Linked DNA regions of Homo sapiens: region 2 is linked to region 1. A link is a contact called in ENCODE POLR2A ChIA-PET data. All regions are on one chromosome and are shown on one strand. The core of a region is the stretch at or near the end of the contact, and the rest is flanking DNA. Distances in the headings are between cores, read along the strand shown.

The links. ChIA-PET counts read pairs that join two places held with the same protein, here RNA polymerase II (POLR2A).
Region 2: POLR2A ChIA-PET joins it to region 1 with 13 read pairs in activated naive CD4-positive, alpha-beta T cell. The contact joins two enhancer-like sites. POLR2A ChIA-PET finds 5 or more read pairs at or near these places in 2 of 52 experiments (activated CD4-positive, alpha-beta T cell and activated naive CD4-positive, alpha-beta T cell).

What each region holds. Positions count from the first base shown.
Region 1 is chr17:3,689,928-3,693,891 of GRCh38, forward strand. P2RX5 (purinergic receptor P2X 5) reads right to left here. Exons shown (of 12, transcript NM_002561.4): 2 at 1,717-1,867; 3 at 1,029-1,100; 4 at 678-753; 5 at 500-596; 6 at 143-223. It overlaps P2RX5-TAX1BP3 (P2RX5-TAX1BP3 readthrough (NMD candidate)), which reads right to left. Exons shown (of 15, transcript NR_037928.1): 2 at 1,717-1,867; 3 at 1,029-1,100; 4 at 678-753; 5 at 500-596; 6 at 143-223. Among named protein-coding and RNA genes, the nearest start is that of P2RX5, 4.2 kb to the right of the region's middle. RefSeq lists an enhancer at 3,829-3,878. Within about 2 kb of position 1,963, at least 2 of the 41 ENCODE cell types and tissues checked have a DNase peak (open chromatin) inside an H3K27ac peak, as active enhancers do.
Region 2 is chr17:4,512,322-4,516,246 of GRCh38, forward strand. It overlaps SPNS2 (SPNS lysolipid transporter 2, sphingosine-1-phosphate), which reads left to right. Exons shown (of 13, transcript NM_001124758.3): 2 at 926-991. Among named protein-coding and RNA genes, the nearest start is that of SPNS2, 15 kb to the left of the region's middle. RefSeq lists enhancers at 1-524, 1,881-2,538. Within about 2 kb of position 2,676, at least 10 of the 41 ENCODE cell types and tissues checked have a DNase peak (open chromatin) inside an H3K27ac peak, as active enhancers do.

The sequences.
Region 1 (3,964 bases), core at 713-3,212:
ACACACGCACACACGCGAACACACGCACACACGTGCACACACGCGCGCACACACACCCCCAGGCAGAGACCCACGGAGGGCCAGCCAAGGCCCCTCATCGACCAAGGCCCACCCGTGGCCCCCAGTAGCCAAGCCCACGTACTTGGAGAAGTTGAATTTGGGGAAACGGATGTGGTTCTTTATGAAAATGGTGAAGTCTTCGGCCTCCTTCAGGAATGGCTCCCTGAAAACCAACCCAGAACAGCCTGTCCAGGAGGCCCCACCCCTGTGCCCCTCCCCCAGGCCTGGGCCAGTGTGAGGCCTGTTCCTTGGGTCCCCTGGAGCCTCTGCCCAGGACAGTTAATTTGCTCATGCTGGGGAGGCCGTCGGGCCTCGCTGGGACAGCCTGACTCCTCCCTCAGCGTGAGGCTCCCAGAGTGGGCAGGACTCCACCCTCAGGCTGGGACCCACCGCACGGGGCTGGGAAACCCCTCAGGGTCCTGAGGCTGCAGCCACTCACTCCGGCCTGGAGCTTGTCTCCAACGGGCACCAGGCAAAGATCTCACAGGTGCCCCTGGCCAAGTTCTCTCTCCGCAGGCAGCGGCCGGTCTTCACTCCTGCAGGGGTGGGACAGGATCAATGCCAGGAGCCTCCCACTCCGAGTCCTCCTTCAGCCCGTGGCCGCTCCAGGCCCTCACCGTTTCCAGCTGTAACCGCTTCCCCAGCGTGGCAGTCGCTGTCCTTGGAGCACGCGCCATCAGGAATGCCTTCATTCTGCCAGGAGAGAAGGGGCACCTGGATGGGGGGGTTCCCCCAGCTCAGAGCCGGGTCCCACTCCAGGAGATAGAATAGGGGTTCTTCTTCGGCCTGGCCCACACACACTCTGAGAACCTACTTCTCCCCCATATAATGCAGGAACCACACCCGGGTGCACACAGCCACCCGAGACCCTTGGAGTGGACAGACACCCTTGCTTCAGAAGAGAGTAGACCCCAACCACTGCCGGTGGCTCTCCCACCCCCACGCCAGGGCCCCTCGCCAAATCAAACCTCAGCACAGACGTTCTGCCGCTGGTTGGGGGTCACAATCAGGTTGGTGACCACAAAAAAGACGTTCTCTCCCTAAGGAACCAGAGAGGCACTGAGGAACCTCCTCCTGCCCCTTAGGGACCACCCCACCTTTCCAGCGTTACCTGAAAGAGGGCGGTCCCTCTGCCTGGGTTTTGGGGATAATGGGGCCACAAACTTGGTATACTCTGCCCATCTGCTCATGGACCCCACAGTCCCCAGGTAGATGTCCATTGATAGATCTCCTCCAGACTCACAAACCCCAACTGCCCCAGGATCCGGGAGAAGTGGGCGCAGGGCTCAGGCTGCCCTGGCCCTGGCCAACTGTGAACAGGCTGGAGAGCTATTCCCAGAGGCAGTGACTTAGAAGGGGGGTTCTCTGTGCCAGCCCACCTGACTCACAATGACCTGAAAGTTCTCTGGGTCCCATTTGTTCTCAGCAGACTCAGATAGAACAGAGCAGTCACCCGCGGCACAGTCAAAGAGGGCAGGGGTTTGGCATGGGAGGTAGGATCTGGACAGGGTTGCTCTCTGCAAGCCCTGGCAGCTGTCTTGGGCCAAGAGAGATGATGGATGGGGGTCCCTGCGTATCCAAGAAGCTTCCCGTGTGACCCACCCGAACCAGGCAGTCCCTGCCAGCCTTGGCCGTGTGCTAGGTGGGGACTCAGACCTGGGCTGGAATGACGTAGTCGGCGACATCCCAGATCCGCTGCCCAAGATCCGAGGTGTTGGTGAAGGCCACGCCCTTGACTTTGGTGATGACAGCACTCTGCAGGGAGGTGTCGACGTCTTGGTAACCCTTCTTTATCAGGAACACCCATCTGTGGGAAGGGGGCCGGTACGTGGGCATCAGCCACTCTGCTGGCTTCGGGGAGCTTCCCCAGGCCTTGGGGTGGGGTAGCAGTCACAGCAACTCCTAGTTGAGGTGGAGCAGGCTCAGGGCTCCACCTGTCCCACCAGCTCCTGGGCAGGGGCCACAGCTCCCACTGCTGACTGAAACCCAGTCCTGCAAGCAGCAGAGGCGACAAGCAACCCTAGAGATGGGGGCCCTGAAGAGGCAAAGACCAGCCGGGCGCAGTGGCTCACGCCTATAATCCGAGGCAGGCAGATCGCAAGGTCAGGAGATTGAGACCATCCTGGCTAACACAGTGAAACCCTGTCTCTACTCAAAAAAAAAAAAAAAAATACAAAAAATTAGCCAGGCGTGGTGGTGGGCGCCTGTAGTCCCAGCTACTCAGGAGGCTGAGGCAGGAGAATGGCGTGAACCCGGGAGGCAGAGCTTGCAGTAAGCAGAGATCGCACCACTGCACTCCAGCCTGGGCGACAGAGTGAGATTCTGTCTCAAAAAATAAATAAATAAATAAATAAAAGAGGCAAAGACCACTGTCCACTCAGAGGCCCCAAGTGGACAAGCCTGGGCTGAAGCCACATACTGGTTTGGTGACCCCAGGCAAGCCAATTTCCCATACATAACATGGGGTGACAGCGCCTCCCTCTGGGGTTGTGATGGTGCCTAACCTGAAACCAATCACGAGGAGACCTCAAACAAACCCAAACTGAGGGGCATTCTACAAAATAAGAGTACAGGCCAGGCACGGTGGCTCGCGCCTGTACTCCTAGCACTTTGGGAGACCAAGGCAGGAGGATCGCTTGAGCCCAGGAGTTTGAGACCAGCCGGGGCAACACAGTGAGACCCCATCTCTATGAAAAACAAAAAAGTAATCTAGGCATGGTGGCACCAGCCTGTCGTCCCAGCTACTCGGGAGGCTGAGGTGGGAGGATCCCTCGAGCCTGGGAGGTCGAGGCTGCAGTGAGCCATGATTGTGCCCAGGTGACAGGGTGAGACCCAGCCTCAAAAACAACAACAAAAAAATGAAATAAGAGTACAAATCCCATACTTGTTGACACTAAAAACGCAAGCAATAAAAGAAAAAATAGGTAAGTTGGACTTCATAAAAATTTAAAATGTTCATGCATCAAAAGACACTCTCAAGAAAGTGAAAAGACAACCCACAGAATGGGAGAAAACATTTGAAATAATGTAGCTGGTAAGGGTTTAGTATCCAGAAGATACAAAAAACTCTTATAATTTAACAATAAAAAGCCAAATAATCCAATTTAAAAATGAGCAAAGGATTTGAATAGACATTTCTCAAAAAAAAAAAAAAAAAAGAGAGAGAGAGATACACAAATGCCCAATTAAGCATATGAAAAGATGACAAACACCATTGGTCATTAGGGAAATACAAATCAAAACCACAATAAAACACCACTTCACTTCCACTAGGATGGCTATCATTTTTTAAAAACCCTACAGATAACAGGTGTTGATGAGGTTGTGAAGAAATTAGAACCCCCGTATATCACTGATAGGGATGTAAAATGAGGTAGTTATGGTAGAAAACAGTTTAGCAGTTCCTCAAAAGGTTAAGGATCGAGTTACCAGATAAGCCAGAAAATTCCCAAGAGATTGAGAACATGGCCAGGCACAGTGGCTCCCGCCTGTCATCCCAGCACTTTGGGAGGCCAAGGCAGGTGGATCACCTGAGGTCAGGAGTTCGAGGCCAGCCTGACCAACATGGTGAAACTCCGTGTCTACTAAAAAAATACAAAAATTAGCCAGGCATGGTGGCCCATGCCTGTAATCCCAGTTAATCCAGAGGCTGAGGCAGGAGAATCTCTTGAACCCAGGAGGCAGAGGTTGTAGTGAGCTGAGATCATGCCATTGCACTCCAGCCTGGGCAACAAGAGCGAAACTCCATCTCAAAAATAATAATAATAATAATTAAAAATTGAAAAATTGAAAACATGTTCACAAAAAACTTGTACATGAATGTTCTCAGAAGCATTCTTCTTCTTTTTTTTTTTTTGAGACAGTCTTGCTCTGCTGCCCAGGCTGCTGGAGTGCACTGGTGCGA
Region 2 (3,925 bases), core at 1,426-3,925, 820 kb after region 1:
TGTGCTTACTCAGGAGCCCTGGCTGAGTGCTGCGAGGGGTAGGAGGTCCAAGATCCTGCCTGTCCCCCAGAAGCCATGGCTCTGCCAGTCTGCTGGGGCTGTGGGTGGTTTCTGGGTGGTCCAGCTGCTGCCCCCACCCCGTGACGTGCAAAGCCCTAAAGTAGTTGGGCTTGGAAGCGGGTGTGGCCTCAAGAAATCCACTTCTCCCAAGAAAACGGGCCTGGAGCCCCGCCTGCTTCCCTCTGTACCCTGGGCCAGAATCTGAAAATGGAGGGGCCCGGTTATAATCCTGAGGGCAGCTGGGGTGACAGTGTGTGTGTGTGCGTGCGCGCGCACGGGTATGTGTGTGCGCGCGTGGGTGTGTATGCATGTGTGCAGGTGTGTGCACACACGTGCGTGCGTGTGCAGGTGTGTGTGTGCATGTACAGGTGTGTGCGTGTGTGTGCGAATGTGGTTGTGCACATGTGCAGGTGAACCAGAGTGAGCGGCTGCCCCTCCCAGGCCAGAGGGCTCCCCGCAGCTTTCAGGGCCCCCGCTGCTCTCTGAGTCATGGGCTTTGTGTTCCCCCTGAGGGAAAGGCCTATGTCTATTGCACTGATCCACGGCCTGGGCCGCAGGTAGGGAAGAGGCCCAAGCTGGCAGATAGGAGGTGTGGTTGCCCATGGGGCAGAATGACCGCAGAGGAGCCCTGCCTTTCCCTGCCCCTCGGGTCCTTGTGAGTGATGGGAACAGGCTGAGGACAGGAGGTCCCCGGGGAGGCAGGAGGGAAGCCTGGGAAACCTGGGCAGGGTAGAGGTCGCAGCAGAGCAGGAGTGCCGCAGATATGGCCAGGCTGGGCCCTGCAAGGCGGGAAAGAGGCTGGGCTGGTCTGTGGGGACACCAGCCATCAGACTCGGCCAGTGAGCACCCTCTGTCTTCCCTCCAGGCGTCCTTCTGGACATCCAGCAGCACTTTGGGGTCAAGGACCGAGGCGCCGGCCTGCTGCAGTCAGGTGAGGCCCACCTCCCACCTTCCCCCCCACGCCCAGGCGTTGGCGTCGTGGGTCCTGTCCTGTTGGTCGTCATCTGCCACCCGGTCTGTCTTCCCCTGTCCTGACTCCTGGAAAGAGAGTGGGCTTTGCATCCCAGTCTCACTATTGCCACCTGCCAATGGCACTGCTTCTCTGAGCCTCTGCTGCTTTTCTTGTGTAACAAAATGAATAATACCTGCCCTGAGGGGCTATGGCAGGTAAAGGAGAGTGCAGGCAGAGGTTGCAGAGGTGAACTTTCTCTGGGTCCTGGGGCCTCATCGGGACCCAGTGATCCAGGCTCCCTCCTGAGGCTGGTGCAGGGAGCTCCTTAATTCAGTAAGTTGGGCAATGCCAGCAGAGCCGTGGTGACCCTGTTTTTATCTCCTGCCCTCCCCCACATTCCTTCCAATATCATCAACCCTGGGAATCGCCTCTTAGGTGACGAAGCAAAAAACTCCAGCTAGTCAGCCCCAGAGCGGTTCCCAAGCCCGGGGCAGGCGCCTGAGAATCTGGGCCCTGGACTGGACGTGGGCCTGAGGTTCCCTACCACCCTCTCCCCTGGGGCCCAGGCTTCTGATGGGCTGCCAGAGCAGGGCCTGAGCCCCCAGGCTGCTGGAAGCTGGGCCGGGACAGTGTGGGAGGCCATTAAGCACTTATGGCAGCCCACCAGCCCCTCCCTCCAGGGAGCGTGCCTCCCTTGTCCCTGCCTTCCCCATGACATGGCCCTGTGGGAGCTGGGCCCTTGGCTCCCTGGCCTTCCCACTGGCTGAGGCCATGTTGGCGATGCTCTTAGCAGCAACCTTCAGGCCTGGGCAGAGACTAAGGCCAGTGCTGCCACTCAGGGCTTGGGGCGGGAGGCCTGGTCCTGACTCTGCCCTAGTCATGCTGTGTGGCCCCAGCCTGGATCCTGCTTTCTCTGGGCCCTTGGCCCTGGAGTCCATCTGGCTGTGAGCCCCCGTCAGATGCAGGATGAGGTCCCCATGGTCTGCATTCCAGTCCAGTCGGTGAACCCCTTCCCCTGCCTGGGCCCTCCTGGGAGGGAGGGGGTGGAGTGAGCTCGTTCTGTCCAGGAACCTGCCTGACCTGTCTAAGTGGCATTCCAGTACTCACAATCCCTCCCGAGCTCACAGAATGCCACAGCCACTCCCCCCACCTCCCTTCCTAGCTGTCCTTACAGCCCAGATGGGGACTTTGGGGCTCAGAGAGAGGGGTTGCGATGGTTCTCAGGCTCAAGTGAGACTTGACTGTTCTAGGATGGGGCAGGGCCGTGCGGTCCAGTATCCCCTATAGGTGGCCAGGTCCCTGCCCTGGCAGACATCATGTTTTCCCAGGCCATGAGCCCAACGCCTCCCCTACCCCTTCCTGGGTCTCCCTGGCTAGGCCAGAATAAGTCTGCCTGCCCTGCCGCCTGAGACAGGTTCCTCTAGCCCTCTGGGCTGTGTGCATGCAGTGACCAGCACTGCAGCTGGGAAATGGAGTTCCAGCCACATGGGCGCATGGGAAGGAGTGGGCTGCCAGGCTGGCAAGGAAAGGGTGGGAGAAGGCCTAGCTGCCCAACCCCCGCCCTGTGTGGCCCCTGACTCACTGGGGACCTGGCCCGAGCCTCATCCCCCTCCTGGTCCCGGCCTCACTGCCTCATCTGGAGCAAGGCTCTACCCCACGCATCCTCCATTTAATGACCACTGAGCATGGTCGGGGCCAGCACAGCCCAGGGAGGGGGCGGGAGGTACAGGGAATGGTGGGGAGGGTCACAGGCCGGGCAGGGGGTTGGGGGCTCGGCTCAAGGCAGGTGTGAGGGTTCCCTGGTTCTTTCTGCGGTTCTGTCCCAGGCTGGCTTCTCGGGCTCATGAAAGAGAAGTCACTCCGTCCCTCCTCATCCCGGTGGCCTGGCTGGAGGTGGACAAAGCACACACAGGCATTGTCTTGTTTCATTCTTCCAGTAACCCTACGGGCTCTGTTTGTCAGCTGCACTTACCAGATACAGGGACAAAGGCCCAAGACAGGGAAATGGCTTGCTTGAGGGCTGGCAGTGGAGAGCAGCCGGCCTGGAATAGGGACCTGGGCCTCTGCCTCTGCTGCCCATAGGCTGGGGGGGAGCCTGGATACCTGGCATCTCAGTGTCCCCAGGGCGGGTGCCTCTGGGCCATGGTGAGAATTGCCAGCATTCTGAGGGACCCTCTAGTCTGTACACCATGGCCCTCACCTGTCACCTACCCCGGCACAGCTAGGATGGCTCCCCAGGGTGCCCTCACCCCTTTGGCCACCTAAGCCAAGAAGCCAGTCGAGTAGACCATGATGTTACTCAGTGGACAACTAGGCAAGTCACATAATTGGCCTGTGTCCCAGGCACCTGTGCCTTCCCCAAGCCCGATAAGGTCGGAGCCAGGTGGAGGGCGCCAGCCAGGTGTTGGTGCTTGCCCAGATCAAAGGGCCAGGGCTGAGAGCTGGGCTGCCTGCTTATTTGTGGCACCAGGGGCTGCTGGGCCAGGAGACAGGGAGTGGGGGTGGCTGAGGGTTAGGCCTGGGCTTGCCCCTGCTGTTTCCCTCTTGGGACCAGGCAGGAAAACTGCTGAGGATGAGCCCACTTTCAGCAGCCCCTTTGCAGATTAGATGGCTGCTGGTTTGGACCTGGCCCCTGGACCCCCTGCAGGAGCCATATCTCAGGCTCTCTGAAAGCCCACAGCAGAATTACAGCTCATAGGCTGGGCGCCTATGGCTTACGCCTATAATCCCAGCACTTTGGGAGGCTGAGGCAGGTGGATCATCTGAGGTCAGGAGTTCGAGACCAGCCTGTCCAACATAGTGAAACCCCATCTCTACTAAAAATACAAAAATTAGCCAGGTGTGGTGGTGGATGCCTGTAATCCCAGCTACTCGGGAGGCTGAGGCAGGAGAATCGCTTGAAGCCAGGAGGCG